Regions from separate parts of the Homo sapiens genome. Here region 2 is linked to region 1. A link is an interaction called in ENCODE POLR2A ChIA-PET data of the cell type or tissue named here. Cell type or tissue: B cell. All regions are shown on one strand. Links, peaks and the distances in the headings refer to the core of each region. The heading gives the core; the rest is flanking DNA. Region 1 overlaps SNX29 (sorting nexin 29). Region 2 has its middle 46 kb from the start of ATF7IP2.

What was found. ChIA-PET counts read pairs that join two places held together with the same protein. Peaks named below come from ENCODE experiments on the same cell type or tissue, not always from the same donor. Only the 100,000 strongest peaks of a DNase experiment are listed, where the experiment ranks them.
Region 2: POLR2A ChIA-PET joins it to region 1 with 7 read pairs; 1 of 35 experiments calls an interaction of 5 or more read pairs at or near these places.

What each region holds. Positions count from the first base shown.
Region 1 is chr16:12,006,663-12,017,229 of GRCh38, forward strand. The region is part of intron 3 of SNX29 (sorting nexin 29); the gene reads left to right. Among named protein-coding and RNA genes, the nearest start is that of SNX29, 35 kb to the left of the region's middle. In B cell, for the core only: no CTCF peak of the experiment used is centred there; DNase peaks (open chromatin) are centred at 2,989 and 4,269; H3K4me3 peaks cover 790 bases; H3K27ac peaks cover 6,954 bases.
Region 2 is chr16:10,334,712-10,345,278 of GRCh38, forward strand. No RefSeq gene overlaps it. Among named protein-coding and RNA genes, the nearest start is that of ATF7IP2, 46 kb to the right of the region's middle. In B cell, for the core only: no CTCF peak of the experiment used is centred there; a DNase peak (open chromatin) is centred at 5,790; H3K27ac peaks cover 1,102 bases.

The sequences.
Region 1 (10,567 bases), core at 934-8,933:
CAGCCTGGAGTACAGTGGTGTGATCATGGTTCACATCAGCCTCAACCTCCCAGGCTCAAGATCTTCCCATCTCAGCCTCCTGAGTAGCTAAGACTACAGATGCAAGCCACCATACCTGGCTAATTTTTGTATTTTTTGTAGAGATGGGGTCTCACTATGTTGCCCAGGCTGGTCTCAAACTTGTGGACTCAAGTGATCCTCCCACCTTGGCCACCCAAAGTGTTGGTATTACAGGTATGAGCCACACTGTGCCTGGGTTATCCCTTTTTTACTGATGAGAAAACAGATTCAGAGAGGCAAAATGCCATAGCCTACGTTAGACGTTTTGGAACGGCTAGAGTTCCATGACTTGTTCTTTCTCCCTTGTGTGCTATTTAGTGACTAAATGGTTTTTGAGGCTGAGTTTAAAAAAAAAAATTATTCTCCTCTACCTCAGTGGGATTCCTTCTTAATATCAGAGACCTGGTCTTACCTTTGAAATGTATTTGGGTAAAGGTGGCACCACCTTCATGTTGGAAAGGCCACATCATTGTCCCTATTCTGTGAGAAAGTTGAATCTCGGCTGGATGCAGTGGCTCACGCCTATAATCCCAGCCTTTTGGGAGGCTGAGGCAGGCGAATCACTTGAGGTCAGGAGTTCAAGACCAGCCTGGCCAACATGGCAAAACCCCGTCTCTACTAAAAATACAAAAATTAGCCAGGCGTGGTGGTGCCCACCTGTAATCCCAGCTACTCGGGAGGCTGAGACAGGAGAATCGCTTGAACCCAGGAGGCAGAGGTTGCAGTAAGCCGAGATCACACCGTTGCAATGCAGCCTGAGTGAGAGAGTAAGACTCTCTCAAAAAAATAATTAAAAAGAAGAAGAAAGTTGAATCTCAAGAGGGAAAGTCAGCGAACATTTAAAAATAACTTAGGACTGACAAGATAGATGAGTTGCCTCCCTTCCTCACCGCTGATAGCTGGCCCGGCCCTGGAGTTGAGCTCAAATCCACTCACTTCCCTCCAACTCCTCTCCTGGCCCGCGGTCCCCATCACCAGCATCTCACAGCATGGCCGCTGCAGCCTTAGGCTCTTCCCATTCGTTCTTGTCCTGCTTCCACCACATTGAATGCAGAATGCAGATTCCCTCACCTCATGCTCCCTTGAAACCTCCCAGCTGCCTTGTCTTTGCTCTTGGGAGAAAGACCCACGTCCTTAACACAGCCTGGAGGCCTCACATGCCCTGCTCTCTGATCCAGCCATCTGCCCTTTTTCTCCTTTTGTTTTTAAAGCTTTTCACTACTTTTTCTTTCTTTTTTTGAGATGGAGTCTCGCTCTGTCACCCAGGCCGGAGTGCAGTGGCGCTATCTCGGCTCCCTGCAAGCTCTGCCTCCCAGGTTCACGCTGTTCTCCTGCCTCAGCCTCCCATGTAGCTGGGACTACAGACGCCCGCCACCATGCCCAGCTAATTTGTTTGTATTTTTAGTAGAGATGGGGTTTCACCGTGTTAGCCAGGATAGTTTTGATCTCCTGACCTTGTGATCCGCCCGCCTCGGCCTCCCAAAGTGCTGGGATTACAGGCGTGAGCCACTGCGCCTGGCCTGCTTTTCGCTACTTTTTCAAGGAAATTTTTTTTTCTTTTTTTGAGATGGAGTTTCGCTCTTGTTGCCCAGGCTGGACTGCAATGGCGCGATCTTGGCTCACCGCAACCTCTGCCTCCTGGGTTCAAGCGATTCTCTTGCCTCGGCCTTCCAGGTAGCTGGGATTACAGGTGTGTACCACCATGCCTGGCTAATTTTGTATTTTTAGTAGAGACAGTATTTCTCCATGTTGGTCAGGCTGGACCTGAACTCCCGACCTCAGGTGATCCTCCCGCCTCGGCCTCCCAAAGTGCTGGGATTACAGGCATGAGCCACCGCACCCGGCCTGGATCATTTTTGACTTACAAAAATGACAGCTTGTTCAAAATAGTTAAAAACAATATGTTTTTCGTATGCCTCTCTTTTTTAAAAGAGTGTGCAGATATCAGGCTCAGAGCCGTCCTCTGGCCATGGCAGAGAGTCAAAATTTATTACATTAATTGTATTTAGTTTTTTTTTTTTTTTTCTTTTTTAACTTGAGATGGAGCCTTGCTCTGTCGCACAGGCTGGAGTACAGTGGCGCAATCTCAGTTCACTGCAACCTCCACCTCCCGGGTTCAAGCGATTCTCTTGACTCAGCCTCCCTAGTAGCTGGGACTATAGGTGCGCGCCTCCAGGCCTGGGTAATTTTTGTATTTTTAGTAGAGACGGGGTTTCACTATGTTGGTCAGGCTGGTCTTAAACACCTGACCTCAAGTGATCCACCTGCCTCAGCCTCCCAAACTGGTGGGATTACAGGCATGAGCCACTGCGCCCGGCCTATGTTTAGTTTTAAGGCTACTGTTTTTATGTCATATGATGCTAGTTTACCATTTACAACTGTGATGGAGCTTTCCATTTTTTAAATTTTAAAATAATTTTTAAACAGGTGTATGTAACTGAACAAAGTGAGTCAAATTCAAGACAAATAAGTAAATAATAGTACATATCCTTACACCGAAAAAAAGCTGCCAAGGTGTTGGTGGATGAGTAATGTTTCGAGTAGAGACAGTGCTAGCAGGACAGAGCAGACCATTGCTGGATTTGGGAGCCTAAATGGTGCACCGTATTTTGCCAAAATACAAAATCCAAGGTGGATGTGTGTGAGCATGTTTTTGTATGTGTGTGTGGGTATGTGTGTGAGAGATATATATATGTATACATGTATATATATATTTTTATATGTGTGTGTGTATATATGTGTGTGTGTGTGTGTGTGTATATATATATATGTATATTTGATCTTGTGAGAGACGGACACCGTGAGATGCTGCCATCTTCACATGGAACATAAAACAGTATTGACATTAGGGGAAATGCAGGCGAGACTTGTTTTTTCCTTCAGATGGAGTCCTGAGAAGCCTCCCCAGGAGGAAGTGGTGGCAGCCGCTGGGCTCTGAAATGCGCGCTTCTCTTTGTTGGTGGTGTTTTCTAGCTCTGTTTTTCTCTAGGAACAAAGACTCGTTCTTATGGTTCATTGAAATTATTCCATGTTCTTTCAGTCAGACTGGCCTGTGAAGAAGCTTTAAGATATCTTTGGAATATTTTGCCCTCTAGAAATAATGGCCCAGGAGCTTTGTAGGCCCTAGAAGTTACCTCAAAGACTAGAAACGTGATTGTTCCGCCAAGGCGTCTTTGTCCCATACGGAATCAGAGGACGTGATCTGGAAGTTTTCCCTTCAAATTATGAACAGGAATGCTAACGGGGGCAGTGGAATCAGCATGGGCTTTGGAGCTTGGCATTTGAATCCTGGGTTTGCCAGTTCTGGGTTGTGTTGCGATTTTGGGCAAGTTTCTTTCTTGCACCTCAATATCCTCAACTCTGAAATGGGTAGTATAATGGTATTCACTTCAGAGGGTTGTTATGAGTCAGTTCATGTGCAACCCTTAAAACATTGCCTGGCAGGTAGTAAGTTTCCAGTAATTGTTAGCTGTTGTGATTTTCATTATAAGGATATGTAAGGTGTTTTGACACTTGGTAGACATTTACCACACACTCACACACTGGATCTCTTTGCCATATGGGTGGCAGTGAGTTGGCTTCAGGTATTCATCTGCATTTAGAAGTTGTTAATTATGGCCAGGTGCAGTGGCCCGCACTTGTAATCTCAAGCCCTTTGAGAGGCCAAGGTGGGAGGATCACTTGATCCCAGGAGTTCGAGACCAGCCTGGCCAACATGGCGAAACCCCATGTCTACAAAAAAACCAAAAATTAGCTAGCCAGGTGCGGTGGTGCAGGCCTGTGGTCTCAGCTACTCAAGAGGCTGAAGCGGGAGGATCACTTGAGCCTAGGAGGTCGAGGCTGCAGTGAGTCATCAACCCGCCATTGCACTCTAGCCTGGGCGATGTGAGACCTCGTCTCAAAACAAACAAACAAACAAACAAGAAATTGCTCTTTTTAATGAACTTTCAGGTGACTGTCAGAAGAAATCATAGGAGAGCATTTCTTCTCCTTTCAAAGCATGCAGAAAAGAATGATTTGTTTTGGTGATTTTTTTTTTTTTAACCTTTTGAGGAATTAGAATCAGTTTTGGACTTTTCAGGAAGCTAAAAACCAAAACCAGCTGCCCTTTGTTGTTCCTGATGTTATTCTTAATGCAGTTGAAAACTGTCACGTGTATCCCCCAGAGGACTTACGAAACGGAATGGCTTTTTCAGGCTTTTTTTTCTCTTTTAAATATCTCTGAATGTTTGTCATGTGATTTTTATGTTCCCTGCATCACAAGTTTCTTACCAGCCTCTAACTAGTTTGAGGTGTTGACTGGATGTTACGATTCTTGTCATCCTGACCAAAAATCCTGGGGTTCATTAATTGGACTCTCCCCCTCCCTTACCCCAAGTACTTTATTTCCACTTTGAGGCTCTGTAGTAGACAGTCCATATTGCATACTCTTTTATTTTACTGCTTGATTAAATGAATTGCTTGGGGTTTTTTTTTTTTTTTTTTTGAAAAAAGATTATTTCTAGCAATGGGGAACCTCCAGGACGTTTAACAAATCTAAGCCCATTTTTATATCTGATTTTTTTTTTTTTGAGACAGGATCGCACTCTGTCGCCCAGGCTGGAGTGCAGTGGCGTGATCTTGGCTCACTGCAACCTCTGCCTCCCAGGTTCTAGCGATTCTTGTGCCTCAGCCTCCGAGTAGCTGGGATTTTAGGGGTGTGTCACCACACCCAGCTAATTTTTGTGTTTTTAGTAGAGACGGGGTTTAACCATGTTGGCCAGGCTGTTCTCAAACTCCTAACCTCAGGTGATCCACCCTTCTTGGCCTCCCAAAGTGCTGGGATTATAGGCGTGAGTCACTATGCCTGGCCCTGAACCTATTTTTATATCTAAATTTAAATTAATATTTGTCTTACTTATATTGATAGTTGTTGAGAAATACTGCCTAGGCCATAATAAACATTATGTTAGCACCGTCATCTTCGTCATGAACCTGACAGTGGAGAGAGGTGGTGAGCATGGGGTGTGAGCTTTGGTGTCAGATATACTTACCTTCATGCCTCCTTCAGCCACAAATCACCAGTTACCAGCTGTGTAATTTTGGACTGACTTAGCTCCTTTAAACCTCGCATGCACCATCTGGAAAATCAGATAATAATAATGATACTCACTTGCTAGGGTTATAGTCAGGATTAGCTGTAATAATATTTGCTTGGTACACCCAGTTAAAACGTAATAAACTCAAAACTTTTTTTTGTATGACTAGACATACCTGTGTTTTTTGACAATTACTAGTAACTGAAGGTTGGAGGGATTGCCTCATTAATTCCTTCATTCAACAGGTATTTATTTATAGAGTACTATGTTGGCATTGGCGATGCAAATTGGATGAGATGGTTGCTGTCTTCAAGAAATTCAAAACTGAATCTGGGAGTTGGACATGTAAATTGTGGGCAATTATGGTGACCTGTAATAAATATTAGTTGTCATAGGGCGACAGCAGGGTTGTTAGCGGTCAAATAGGTGGGATAGGAATTTTAGGCAGAGGGAATAGCAGATGTGAAAGTGCAGGGATGTGGGGCAAAGTGGTGGGGTGCATGAATGAGTGTTGTTTGGTTTGGGAGATCAGTTGGAAAGTCAGCAGGTTCTTCTCTGCTATCACAGGGAAGTATTGGAATGCCATCAGTTAGGGCAGTATTTCTTTTGTTTATTTTTTATTTTTGAGACAGAGTTTTGCTTTTGTTGTCCAGGCTGGAGTACAGTGGTGCAGTCTTGGCTCACTGCAACCTCCGCCTCCCACGTTCAAGTGATTCTCCTGCCTCAGCCTCCCGAGTAGCTGGGACTACAGGCGCCTGCCCCCATGCCTGGCTAATGTTTGTATTTCTCGTGGAGATGAGGTTTCACCATGTTGGCCAGGCTGGTCTTAAACTCCTGACCTCGTGATCTGCCCGCCTCGGCCTCCCAAAGTGCTGGGATTACAGGCGTGAGCCACCGTGCCTGGCAGGGCATTATTTCTTAAACTTAGGCCATTGTGTACCATTTTCACCATTTTTGCCATTTCTATGTTCCATCTGAGCCAGAGGTTGGCTTGAGGTGGAATTCCAAGGCACTGTCTACTCTGGTCTGGTGCTGGTTATATTTTTTCCTGACACACATAAATGTTTATCTGGGTTTCCCTAAAATCGTGTCATGTACTGTGTACCTACAGCGTAGTATGGTACCAATTGGGAAAAAAGAAAGAAAATGACAAAGTCACATTTGCATTTCAGGTAGATAGCTTCTGCCCAGGATGCATGGGTTGGGGTGGGTGGAGGAGTGGAGGTGGGTGGGGTGAGATGGAATCTGGGAGAACCGGGGTTGGAGGGCAGAGTGAAGCAGGGACTGGGGAAGAGACAGAAGGATTGAGGTTTGGGACTGAGCCTTGATGAGATTCAGTGATTACCCAGATGTGGAGGTTGAGAAATAATGTCATGGCTCTACCATGGAAGCTTTGCATAAAACAGCAAAGCCAAATAGCCAGCAAACATATATTAGGAAAATAAAGACACCGAAATTCACTAGTAGTCAAGGAAATGCAAATTAAAGCAACAGTGAGCTGCCTACTTTTCACCCATCAGACTGACAAAACCTCAAAACAACAGTCAAGATTATTGTTAGTGGCCAGGCACGGTGGTTCACGCCTGTAATCCCAGCACTTTGGGAGGCTGAGTGGGGGACAGATTGCTTGAGGCCAGGAGTTCGAGACCAGCCTGGCCAACATAGTGAAACCCTGTCTCTACTGGGGGAAAAAAAAAAAAATATATATATATATATATATATATATATATATATATATATATCGAGAGAGGAGAAAAGGGTGGTCTCATGCACTGCTGGCCAGAAAGCAGGAATGAAAAGAAATATATATTGGTTTTTAAATTATTTATTTTTATTTATTTATTATTTATGTATTTAATTTTGTGATGGAGTCCCGCTGTGTTGCCCAGCCTGGAGTGCAGTGGCATAATCTTGGCTCACTGCAACCTCTGCCTCCCAGGTTCAAGTGATTCTCCTGTCTCAGCCTCCCGAGTAGCTGGGATTACAGGTACATGCCGCCATACCCGGCTAATTTTTTTTGTTTTGTATTTTAGTAGAGATGGGTTTCACCGTGTTGCCCAGGCTGGTCTTGAACTCCTGAGCTCAGGCAATCTACCCGCTTCGGCCCCCCAAAGTGCTAGGATTACAGGCATAAGCCACCGTGCCTGGCCTTTATTTTTATTTATTAAGAAAATGTTTTTAAAGACGGGTCTTGTTATATTGCCCAGGCTGGCTTTGAACTCCTGGCCTCAAGTGATCCTCCCTCCTCAAACTCCCAAATAGCTGAGACTCCAGGTGCATGCCACTGTGCCTGGCTGAGTTTTTATTTTTTTAAAGCAAGCTTTTGGTTTGAATTTTTTGTTCTCTCAGGCTGTGGACTTTGACCAGACTTGGAGATCCCATTGACTATTGGCTTCATGTGATTTCTCGTGTCTCATTTATTCACGCCTGCATCCAGGGGCTCTTGTTTTTCTCCATTCTCTTTTTCCGTTTTGATTTACTGGCTCCTGCAGCAGATTCCTTCTCAGTGCCAGCACCTGTTCCTGATTTTGTCATTCCTCATCCGCCAAGAGTATCCAGGCAGCATTTGCATCTAGACCAAGAGTTGGAGATCTGTCTATACCAGGGAGGACAATTATTGTTTATATTAGTAACATTTGGAAATTATCAGAGCCGGGCGCGGTGGCTCATGCTTGTAATCCAAGCACTTTGGAAGGCCGAGGAGCACAGATCACCTGAGGTCAGGAGTTGGAGACCCGCCTGACCAACATAGAGAAACCCTGTCTCTACTAAAAATACAAAATTAGTTGGGCGTGGTGGTGCATGCCTGTAATCCTAGCTTCTCAGGAGGCTGAGGCAGAAGAATTGCTTGAACCTGGGAGCCAGAGGTTGTGGTGAGCCGAGATCATGCCATTGTACTCCAGCCTGGGCAACAAGAATGAAGCTCCGTCTCAAAAAAAAAAAAAAAAAAGAAAAGAAAAAGAAAATCATCAGAAATTATGATTTACCATTTAAAGATAGGTTATTTTTCCATTTTCTGGTTCCTCTGTACAAAGATTAATTTGATTATTTGTATGTACCTTTCTGCTATTCTCAAACCTTCACACTTATGGTACCTTGAAAACTGCTGCCTTGTGAGTTATCACTGTTGCAAAGCATGAATTTTTTTCTTTTTACTTTTTGGTCAACTATTTTTTTTGGGGGAGAGGGGGAGGGTCCCGTTTTTTCTGTCCTGTATGTTTTCCTTCCCTTTGGGTTGCTTATGTTAATGACCAAGAATTATTTGTTCTATATTTTTCCATGCGTACACAATTATTTACAGATAAAATAGCCATGTATATATACACATATATGTAGCCTTATTGCCATTGTTTTACAAAAATAGAATCATACATAATGCTGTGCATTTTTATTTTTTATCTTGGTACTCCTGCACTGAAACATTTCCAAGTTATAGTTCTTTTTTTTTAATTTTTTATATTTTTTGGAGATGGTGTCTCACTCTGTCGCCAGATTGGAGTGCTGTAGTGCGATCTCAGCTCACTGAAACTCTCTGGTTCAAGTGATTCTCCTGCCTCAGCGTCCGGAGTAGCTGGGATTACAGGCACGCACCACCATGCCTGGCTAATTTTTGTATTTTAGTAGAGATGTAGTTTCCCTATGTTGGCCAGGATGGTCTTGATCTCCTGACCTCGTGATCTGCCCGCCTCAGCCTCCCAAAGTGCTGGGATTATAGGCGTGAGCCACCGTGCCTGGTCTTTTTTTTTTTTTTCCGAGACGGAGTCTTGCTCTGTCGCCCAGGCTGGAGTGCAGTGATGCGATCTTGGCTCAGTGCAAGCTCCGCCTCCCGGGTTCACACCATTCTCCTGTCTCAGCCTCCTGAGTAGCTGGGACTACACGCGCCCGCCACCGTGCCCGGCTAACTTTTTGTATTTTTAGTAGAGATAGGGTTTCACCGTGTTAGCCAGGATGGTCTCGATCTCCTGACCTCGTGATCTGCCCACCTTGGCCTCCCAAAGTGCTAGGATTACAGGCGCCTGAGCCACTGTGCCCAGCCTCCAAGTTATAGTTCTAATGATTCTTTTTATTTATTTATTTTTTTTGGGACAGAATGTCGCTCTGTCACCCAGGCTGAAGTGCAGTGGTGCAATCTTGGCTCACTGCAACCTCCACTTCCCAGGTTCAAGCAATTCTCCTGTCTCAGCCTCCTGAGTAGCTGGGATTACAGGCGCCCGCCACCACGCCCGGCTAATTTTTGTGTTTTTATTAGAGACGGGATTTCACCATGTTGGCCAGGCTGGTCTCAAATTCCTGACCTCAAGTGATCTGCCCACCTTGGCCTCCCAAAGTGCTGGGATTGCAGGTGGGAGCCACTGCCCCCGCCCGGCTAATAATTCTTTTTAAAAGGCTACATTGCATTGCATGTTGCAGATGTACAAACAGTTGCCTGTGGAATACTGACTTTGTTTCTGATTTTTACTATGATGGACAATGAAGCAATAGACATTCTTAAGCATCATTTTTTTTTTAATATACTGAGGATTTTATATTTCTGGTATAGGTTTCCAGGAGTTGGGTTGCTGAGTCAGAGAGCAGCCTCTGGCTTTCGAAACATTTCTACCAGTAGTTCATAAGTCTACCTTTTTCTTTCTTGCCAACAATAATTTCACTGGCACAAGAGTGTCATTGCTAGGTTGTATGGTATTTGCATAGTTAGTTTTATCTAGAGCGGCTGTACCATTTTGCGTTCCCACCAGTAGTGTGGCAGTGATCCAGTTTCTCTGTGTCCTTGCTAGCATTTGATTTTGTCATGACTTTGTATTTTAGCCATTCTGATAGGTGTGTAGTTGTGTCTTATTGTGGTTTGAATTTGCATTTCCCTAATGACTAATGATGTTGGACATCTTTTCCTGTGCTTGTTGGCCATCTGCATATCCCTTTTGGTGAGCTGTCTGTTCATTTCTTGTTCATTTTCTTGCTGTTAGGGCTTTTATTTTTATAGGGTGATTTCCTAGAAGTGGGATTGCTGGGTCAAAGGGTTATGCACCTTAAAAAAAATTATACTGGCCGAACACAGTGGCTCATACCTATAATTCTAGCACTTTGGGAGGCCAGGGCAGGAGGATTGCTTAAGCCCAGGAGTTACAGACCAGCCTGGGCAACATAGTGAGACCCCTGTCTTTACAAAAAAAAAAATTAAAAAAATTAACTGACCGTGGTAGCGCCTGTGGTCTCAGCTACTTGGGAGGCTGAGGTGGAAGATCACTGGGACCCGGGAGGTCGAGACTGCGGTGAGCCATGATTTTGCCACTGCACTCCAGTGTGGGTGACAGAATGAGACCCTATCTCAACAACAGCAACAAAAATTATACTGCCTGATGTCTTTGCAGAAAGGTATAGCAATTCATATTTCTATTCCTATTGGCAATACCTATTTCCCCATGCTCTTG
Region 2 (10,567 bases), core at 1,690-9,689, 1.7 Mb before region 1:
GCAGGGGTTTCTAAAGGTTTACTGCAAGTTTACCTAAGCGGAAGACAGTAGCACAGTCTGTGATTGACACATGACCTGTCAACCTCAAAGGGAGAAGCTGAGACAATATTAATATAAAGTTTATTTGGGTCAAGGTTGAGGGCAGCAGTCCAGGACACACTTCCAACTTGCTGTGGGGCGTGCTCCAGAGGACATTAGAGAGGCTGAAGTTTTTAAAGAAAAAATAACCAATGAGGAGAGAGGGTGATTACAAACATTGTTAGGAATTCTCATGGGTTTACAGAAATAACATTGGCTAGTGATTGGCTATATATTGGTGAACTGTAGGGCATTTGGTATTTTAGGGGTACGTGGCCTTAGTTAAGTGTAGAAGCCACACAGCAAGTGGCTTCAAGAGGTGATTATTATTTGGCTGGGTGCAGTGACTCAAGCCTGTAATCCCAGCACTTTGGGAGGTTGAAGTGGGAGGATGACTTGAGCCCAGGAGTGTGAGACCAGCCTGGGCAACATAGGGCGACTATATCTCTGCTGAAAACTTTTTAAAAATTTAGCCGGACATGGTGGTGCACACCTGTAGCCCCAGCTACTCAGGGGTGAAAGCCAGAGGATTGCTTGGGCCTAAGAGTTTGAGACCAGCCTAGACAACACAGTGAGACCCTGTCTCTACAAAAAATTTAAAAATTAGCCATGCATGCTGGTGTGTGCTTGCAGTCCCAGCTACTCAGGAGGCTGAGATGGGAGGATCACTTGAGCCCAGGAGGGGGAGGCTGCAGTGAGCTGTGACGGTGCCACTGCAGTCCAGCCTGGGCCACAGAGGCGGACCCTGTCTCTGAAAAAAAAAAATAAAAAATAAGGTGATTATTAATTCAAAGGGAAGTAACCTAACTGCTGTTTCATTTCAATGCCTCTTTGGCCTGATGGCTTAAAGGGGCCTGTATTCCTTGAATAAAACATTTCTTCTTGTTTTTTTCATTTGTTTGTTTTTTCCTCCCCCTATAGGCCAGCTGACAGCTTAGAAAGACTCTAGGCCATGATCAGCTTAAAATTCAGCACAGCTGTGTCTTCAGGAGGTTCGTGATCTGCCCCAGTGTGAGCAGTTCAAACCCAATGAAGCTGCTTCTCCAGAACGTTTGCGATCTGGCCCAGTTCAAACAGGTCAGATCCCTCTGGATCCATATATGACTGAGGGCCAACTTTTGCCCTCCTGGCTCCTTGACAGAGACCTCCGACAAATCATCTCCACGTTGGCTTTCTTTCTTTTTTTTTTTTTTTGAGACGGAGTTTTGCTCGTTTCCCAGACTGGAGTGCAATGGCGCAATCTCGGCTCACCGCAACCTCCGCCTCCTAGGTTCAAGCGATTCTCCTGCCTCAGCCTCCTTAGTAGCTGGGATTACAGGCATGTGCCACAATGCCCAGCTAATTTTGTATTTTTAATAGAGACAGGGTTTCTCCATGTTGGCCAGGCTGGTCTCGAGCTCCCGACCTCAGGTGATCCGCCCACCTCGGCCTCCCAAAGTGCTGGGATTGCAGGCGTGAGCCACCACGCCTGGCCTCCATGTTGGATTTCTTTTCACAGCACTGTGTCAAAATATAGCAGGAATTATTGCAACAGCAACTGTTATTAATCACACCGTAGAGCAAATCATAAGAAAACTGCAAGAACATCTTTTTTTTTTTTTTTTTTTTTTTGAGACAGGGTCTCACTTTGTCTCCCAGGCTGCAGTGCAGTGGCATGATCAGGGTTCCCTGCAGCCTTGACCTCCCAGGCTCAAGTGATTCTTCCACCTTAGCCTCCTGAGTAGCCGGGACTACAGGTGAGCGCCACCAGGTCCTGCGAATTTTTGTAGTTTTCATAGACACAAGATTTTGCCATGTTGTTCAGGCTGGTCTCAAACTCCTGGGCTCAAGCTAACCTCACAAAGTGCTGAGATTAGAAGTGTGAGCCACCATGCCTGGCACCAGAAGATCTTATATGCCATACGTCTTTATATATTCACAGTAGCAATGGGTAAGTATATTCCGGTAACATTTTTCAAAACTTCCCCACCCACAGCCAACCCTCCACCCTTGCTATTCTTTTTTTTTTTTTTTTTTTTTTTTTGAGATGGCATCTCTCTCTGTCACCCAGGGTGGAGTGCAGTGGCGCGATCTTGGCTCGCTGCAACCTCCGCCTCCTGGGTTCACGCCATCCTCCTGCCTCAGCCTCTCCAAGTAGCTGGGACTACAGGCGCCCTCCACCACGCCTGGCTAATCTTATTTTTTTGTGTGTATTTTTAGTAGAGACAGGGTTTCACCGTGGTCTCGATCTCCTGACCTCGTGATCCGCCCGCCTCAGCCTCACAAAGTGCTGGGATTACAAGCATGAGCCACTGCGCCCAGCACTTTTTTTTTTTTTTTTTGAGGCAGAGTCTTGTTCTGTCATCTGGGCCAGAGTGCAGTGGCATGATCTAGGCTCACTGCAACCTCTGCCTCCTGGGTCCCAGTGATTCTCCTGCCTCGGCCTCCCCAGTAGCTGGGATTACAGGCATGCACCACCACACCCAGCTAACTTTTTATATTTTTGGTAGAGATGGGGTTTCACCGCATTGGCCACGCTGGTCTCAAACTCCTGACCTCAAGTGATCCGCCCACCTCAGCCTCCCAAAGGGCTGGGATTACAGGTGTGAGCCACTGCACCTGACCCAAGTTCTTTAAGTGCACTTCCTCTTAAGTGCACTTCCAAAATTCACATCCAAAATAGTTTTAAAACTAAATTGATTTTTTTCCCCAGTGAACTCATTTGGTAGCAAAGCCTGACTTGTGACTATTTATGGTGTGGAGGAGGAAAAACTTTTCCTCTACCCTTTTAGGTTCTTTTGGGTGGTGGGGGGTGTGGCGGACTGCGAATTAAGGTGAAGAAAGCTAGATTAACACGAGAAAAACGGCTTATATGTATGCAATACAGGAGCCAACAAAAGAAGTAGCTTGCAGGCCGGGCGCGGTGGCTCACGCCTGTAATCCCAGCAATTTGGGAGGCTGAGGTGGGTGAATCACCTGAGGTCAGGAGTTCAAGGCCAGCCTGGCCAACATGGCGAAACCCCATCTCCACTAAAAATACAAAAATTAGCTGGGTGTAGTGGCACACACCTGTAATCCCAGCTACTTGGGAGGCCGTGGCAGGAAGACTGCTGCAACCCAGGAGGCAGAGGTTGCAGTGAGCCAGGATCACGCCACTGCACTCCAGCCTAGGCAACAGAGTGAGATTCCGTCAAAAAAAAAAAAAAAAGAAGTAGCTTGCTGACCAGGTGCAGTGGCTCAAGCCTACAATCTAGAAATTTGGGAGGCTGAAGCGGGGAATTGCTTGAGCTCAGAAGTTTGAGACCAGCCCAGGCAATATGGTGAGACCCCATCTTTACAAAAAAAAAAAAAATTAGCTGGCTGTGGTGGCATACACCTGCATCAACTACTGGGGAGGCTGAGGGGTGAAAGGATTGCTTGAGCCTGGGAGGTCGAGGCTGCAGTGAGCCATGATCATGCCACTGCACTCCAGTCTGGATGACAGAGTGAGAATGTCTCAAAAAAAAAAAAGTGGCTTGTACATTAAATGATTAGAGTTAAAGGCTTATACACCTAAGGGAAAAGGGAGGGGAGAGAAAAGGCTCTTATGAGAAGAACAAATAGGTTTCTTTAGGAAAGATAAATAGGATTTTAGGAGAAAAAATGAGAAGTAAAGTCTGCGGTAATGTTTGTTTATGCAGGTGCAAGTGTCTTTCTTGTTCTTGGCTATGATGCTCTCAAAGAGAGAGGGTTTATGGTAGCCTTATTTCCCAGAAGATGCTGCTTTTAGTCAAATGAAGGCAGCTCCCAGAAGGCTTCTTTCCACATCTGTTGAATCTCAAATGTCTTCAGCTTAAAATAATAAGCAAGCTAGGGCTGGCTGTCAGCTGGGAACCCAGCCAGGTCTGGGAGGGAGGGGTTCAGTTCCTTTCCACACCAGCTCTCTGCAGGCTATACGGGCTTCCTCACAGCATGGTGGCTGGGTTCCTAGACCAAGGGACAAGAAGCAAAAGCTGCCCCTGTCTAAAGGTGGGCCCAGAAGCTAGCACAGCATCAATTCTACTTCATTCTAGTGGTTGAGTCATTAAATATGAGTATCCACAGGCCTGGCGGGGTGGCTCACGCCTATAATCCCAACACTTTGGGAGGCCGAGGTGGGCAGATCACGAGGTCAAGAAATCGAGACCATCTGGCCAACATGGTGAAACCCCATCTCTACCAAAAATACAAAAATTAGCTGGGCATGGTGGCATGCACCTGTAGTCCCAGATACTCGGGAGGCTGAGGCAGGAGAATTGCTTGAACCTGGGAGGCGGAGGTTGCGATGAGCTGAGATTGTACCACTGTACTCCAGCCTGGGTGACAGACCGAGAGTCCGTCTCAAAAAAAAAAAAAAAAAAAAAAAAGATCACCAGTCACAGATCTTGATGGGGGCAGGGCCATGGAATTTCAGGATCTGGTTTTAAATTGCCATACGGCCCTATTCATTCTTCAAGTAGAAGTTCCAATACCATCCCTTCCAAGAAGTTTCCTACACTCTTGAAAGAGTGCATGGGACTGGGCACAGTGGCTCATAACTGTAATTGCAGCACTTAGGGAGGCTGAGGTAGGAGGATTGCTTGAGGCTGGCAGTTTGACACCAGCCTAGGGAACATGGCGAGAGCCTGTCTCTACAAAAAATGAAAAGTGAAAATTAGGCTAATTTTGTACACCTGTAGTCCTAGCTACTCAGGAGGCTGAAGTGAGAGGATTGCTTGAGCCCAGGAGTTTGAGGCTGCAGTGTGGTATGATCATACTCCAGCCTGGGTGGTAGAGTGAGACCTTGTCTCTTAAAAAAAAAAAAATCTTCTAAAAAAGTGCAAAGTGCTCCTCCTTTGTGTTTACCTGCAGTGCATAGTGTTACACACATCTTTATAAGGGAACACCTGAGTAGGATTAGTGTGAGCAACAAGGCTGTTTACTTGGGTGCAAGTCGGCTGAGTCTGAGAAAGGAGTCAATGAAGGGTGGTGGGAGTGGAACTGGTTTTATAGGTTTGGGGTAGGAAGAGGAAAGTTACATTTAGGGGCAGTTTTTTTGGGCAGGGGAAGAATGTCATAAGATGCATAGTCATGAGGTAGGGGGAGGTCACAAGGCACCGTATCACAAGGTCGATTGATTAGTTAGGGTAGGGCAGGAACATATGACAATGGTGGAATGTTGCAAATTTGGTTAATCAGTTAAGGCAGGAACTAGCTGTTTCTTCTTCTTTAGTGGTTCTCTTGTTGCTCCAGGCTTTGTGACTCCAGGAGGCCTGTATGTGTGGGTCACAGGGGTCACAATGGCTTGACCATGGTGTAGCCCATTCAGAGGACCTTACATGTAGAGAACCTTACTTTTTTAAGAATTAACTTTAAGGTGGTATTGAAGCAGAAGACATAAAAAGAAAAACAAGTTTTCCTGTACTAGGCTGACTCACTCAAAGGCCCAGCAATGGGCAGGGCTCTGTTGGGACTTTGATAGCACTATCTACAGAGGCAGGGCCCAGAAGGGATGGGATCCAGAGCCTCTCCCTCCCATCCCAGAGCAGGGATGAAGAAAACAAGTTTTTCTTTCAGCTTCCCCCTTCAGATTCTTCCCCCTTACCGTTGTTCCTTGTTCTGTTCTCATAATTATTTTTGCAAGTTTTGTAAGTTCCTGTTTTTCCCTTCTGTGCAGCACGGCAAGGTCACAAGATAAGTTTGAGTTCTAAAACCTATCACTGTTTGACAAACTGCCTTTGTTCTGCTTCTGTAAGCTCGCTTGCCTGCTCTACAGGTTTCGCGCCATCAAACCGGCCAACCCCATTTCAGATGCATGTATAAAAGTCAAGCCCTGTCTTTGCTCAGGGCTCAGCCTTTGGATGTTAATCCACTGGGCTGGTGCTCACCTAATAAAATCCTCATGTCCCACCCATTGGTCTCTCCTGTCCCTTGATTCCTGCAACAGTGTAACTTATAATAAAATTCCCCTATTTTGGCTGGGCACAGTGGCTCATGCCTGTAATCCCAGCACTTTGGGAGGCTGAGGTGAGTAGGTCACCTGGGGTCAGGAGTTTGAAACCAGCCTGGCCAACATGGTGAAACCCCATCTCTGCTAACATACAAAAATTAGCCAAGTGTGGTGGCAGGCACCTGTAATCCCAGCTACTTGGGAGGCTGAGGCACAAGAATGGTTTGAACCTGGGAGGCGGAGGTTACAGTGAGCCAAGATAATGCCACTACACTCCAGACTGGGCAACCGAGCAACACTCTGTCACAAAAAAAAAAAAAAAAAAAAAAAAAAACCTATTTTAAAAAGTATACAGGTCAGGTGTGGTGGCTTACACCTGGAATCCCAGCACTTTGGGATGCCAAGGCAGGTGGATCACTTGAGGTCAGGAGTTCAAGACCAGACTGGCCCACATGGTAAAACCCCATCTCTACTAAAAATTACCAAAAAAATATTAGCCAGGCATGGTGGTGCATGCTTGTAGTCCCAGCTACTTGGGAGGCTGAGACAGGAGAATTGCTTGAACCTGGGAGGTAGAGGTTTCAGTGAGCTGAGATCACACCACTGCACTCCAGCCTGAGCAACAGAATGACACTCTGTCTCAAAAAAAACAAAAGTGTACCATTTCGTGGGTTTGACAAATGTGTACACCTGTGTAATAGCCACCACAATCAAGATACAGACTATTTCTATTACCCCAGAAAGTTATCTCAGGCCCTATAGGAAATGTCTTATGTCTTTTTTTAAAAATTCTTTTTTTTTCTATTCTTTTTTTCACTCTTGTTGCACTGGCTGGAGTACAATGGCTCAAAGTTGACTCACCGAAACCTCCGCCTCCCGGGTTCAAGTGATCTCCTGCCTCAGCCTCCCAAGTAGCTGGGATTACAGACATGTTCCACCACACCCAGCTAATTATTTTTAGCTCTGTTGCCCAGGCTGGAGTGCAGTGAAGCAATCTCGGCTCACTGCAACCTCTGCCTCCTGGGTTCAAGCGATTCTCCTGTCTCAGCCTCCTGAGTAGCTGGGATTCCAGTCACCCACCACCACACCCAGCTAATATTTGTATTTTTAGTAGCCATGGGGTTTCTCCATGTTGGCCAGGCTGGTCTCAAACTCCTGACCTCAGGTGATCCGCCTAACTTGGCCTCCCAAAGTGCTGGGATTATAGGCATGAGCCACCACACCCAGAGATAACATCACTATTATAGTGCCTAAGATTGTAAATGTTTTTCATACTTTTGCATTCTGACAATCAATTGACCCTACCTGGACCTGTGACTCATGACTCAACCAGTCCTGTGGCCCTCAGCCAGAGGCAGACTGAGTGCAAGAGGACCGTTTTTCATACCGCTATGATTTCATCGCCCACCAATCAACAACACCCATTCCCTAGCCCCGCTGCCCACCAAATTATCCATTAAAACACAACCTCTGAGTTCTCAGGAAGGCTGATTTGACTCATAATCTCTGGGCTGCATTCCCAGATGGTTAAGGCATTCTAAGTCACAGGATGAGACAGGAGCTCAACACAAAATACAGGTCATAAAAACTTTGCTGATAAAACAGTTTGCAGTAAAGGAGCTGGCCAAAACCCAGCAAAACCAAAATGGTGATGAGAGTGACCTCTGGTCATCCTCACTGCTACACTCCCACTAGCGCCATGACAGTTTACAAATGTCATGGTAATGTCAGGAAGTTGCCCTATATGGTCTAAAAAGGGGAGGCATGAATAATCCACCCCTTGTGTAGCATATTATCAAGCAATAACCATAAAAATGGACAACCAGCAGCTTTCACAGCTGGTCTGTCTACAGAGTAGCCATTCTTTTATTCCTTTACTTTCTTAATAAATTTGCTTTTACTTTGCTGTGCGGACTCTCCCTGAATTCCTTCTTGCGTGAGATCCAAGAACCCTCTCTTGGGGTCTGAATCGGGACCCCTGTGCTGTAATGCCCCACTGCCACACAGCCTCTTCCATAGAAACTGAAGTTCCTCCATCTGCCTAAGATCTAGACCCCCCACAGAGAACAATTGGTTTTTCTTTCTCTCCCTTTAAGGCTAATAATTTAACCACACCTGAACAGTATAATGACTGTCTGCAAGGATCATTTAAATCATAAAGAGAATTGTTTAGAAGTTAATCTATGCTCCACTCATTCTTCCTAGTAACCACTCCACCAAATTCCTCCTATCCTCCCTCCCATCACCTGTTTTACCAGGATCCAAGCTCATATTCTCTCTGTAACCTCAAGATGAAATAGAAGCCTTTTTACTTCACTGGGATGTCAGATCTTCATTTTGAAAGCTCTCATGTAAGGCTGAAGCAGGAGATATAAAAAGAAAACATGAATTTTTGCTTTAGGCAGCTCCCCACCCACTCCCTGCTATTGCACCCTGTTCTGTAAGTTCTGTAGGCTTGTAAATTCCTGTGTTCCGCAGCTGGTTTCTGTAAGTACCTGGTCTCCATCAAGGCAGCACAGCGAAGGTCACAAGATAAGCTTGAGCAAGCCTAGATTGCAGCCATCTGGGCACCACAGTGAAGGTCCCAAGATAAGCCTGAGCAAACCTAAATTACAGCCATATGGGCCATACAGCAAGGGTCAGATGACATGCCTAAGTGAGCCTGACTTGCAAGCCTGTTACTGTTGATAAACGGTCCCTGTTCTGTTTCTGTAAACTTGCTTTCACACCACTGCATTTTGCGCCACTGTAAGCTTGTTTCAAACTAGCCAACCACCCTTCAGATGCATGTACAAAAGTCAAGCCGTCTTTGTTCGCAGCTCAGTCTTTTGGATGCAAATCCACTGAGCTGGTGCGCACCTTAATAAAATCCTTCCGTCCCACCCATTGGTCTCTCTGGTCTCCTGATTCCTGCAACAAGGCTAGGCAAGGTGGCTCTTGCCTGTAATCCCAGCACTTTGGGAGGCCAAGGCAGGTGGATCAGCTGAGGCCAGGAGTTCGAGACCAGCCTGGACAACATGGTGAAACCCTGTCTCTACTAAAAATACAAAACTTAGACCAGTATGGTGGTGCGCACCTGTAATTCCAACTACTCAGGAGGCTGAGGCAGGACAATCACTTGAACCCAGGAGATGCAGGTTGCAGTGTGCTGAGATTGTACCATTGCACTCCAACCTGAGTAACAAGAGTGAAACTTCATAAAAAAAAAACAAGAAGGCTCCTTGGTATATGTGTTAAATAAATGTGTATGCCTTTTCTCCCACTTCTCAAACTACCTCATGTCAGAGATTTTTCAGCAAGCCTTTAAGGGACAAAGTGCCTTGGCCTTGGAGTGATACAGCTGCAGATCAAGGAATGCCAAGGAACACCTGGAGCCACCTTTCTAGAAGAGGTGAGGAAGGATCCTCCCCTGAGGCCTTCAGAGCAAGCATGGCCCGACCAACACCTTGAATGCAGACTCCAAGCCTTCTAAACTGTAAGAGAATACATTTTTGTTTTTTCAGGTCACCCCATTTGTAGTAATTTGTTATGGTTGCCCTAGGAAATGAATATGTTACCAGAAAGAGGTCCCAATCCAGACCCCAAGAGAGGCTTCATGGAATTTAAGCAAGAAAGAATTTGGGGTGAGTCCACAGAGTAAAGTGAAAGTAAGGGAATAGGCCCAGCACGGTGGTTCATGCTGTAATCCCAGCATTTTGGGAGGCCGAGGCAGGTGGATTGCTTGAGCTCAGGAGTTTGAGACCAGCCTGGCCAACATGGTGAAACCCTATCTCTACTAAAACACAAAAATTAGCCAGGCATGGTAGCAGGAGCCTGTAATCCCAGCCACTCTGGTGGCTGAGGCAGGAGAATCACTTGAACTCGGGTGGCAGAGGTCGCAGTGAACTAAAATTGTGCCACTGCACTCCAGCGTGGGTGATCGAGTGAGACCTTGTCTCAAAAAAAAAAAAAAAAAAAAAAAGTAAAGGAATATAAGGATAACTACTGCCTAGACAGAACAGGGTGTTCCCAAAAGCAAGAGAAGGAAGGTGCCCACCTTAGGTACAATGCCTGTTTATATATAAGACAAGCCAAAAAATCAAGGGGGAGATTTTCTCTAATGCAAGCTCTTGTGACAAAGAATTGTTAACCTTTGTGTAACTACAGACTTTTGCAATAATCTATTTATTTATTTATTTATTTATTTATTTATTTATTTATTTAAGACACATTCTTGCTTTGTCACCCAGGCTGGAGTGCAGTGGTGCAATCTTAGTTCACTGCAACTTTCACCTCCCAAGTTCAAGTGATTCTCATGTCTCAGCCTCCCCAGTAGCTGGGACTACAGGCGAGCACCACCACACCTGGCTAATTTTTGTGTTTTTAGTAGAGTCAGGGTTTCACTGTGTTGGCCAGGCTGGTCTCGAATTCCCGAGCTCAAGTGATCTGCCTGCCGTGGCTTCCCGAAGTGCTGGGATAACAGGCATGAGCCACTGTGCCCAGACTGAAATCTTATCTTTAAAATGAAACTTATTCTCGAAAAGAATGCTTTTGTCTTTAAGATATCAGGGCATTGGGACATTT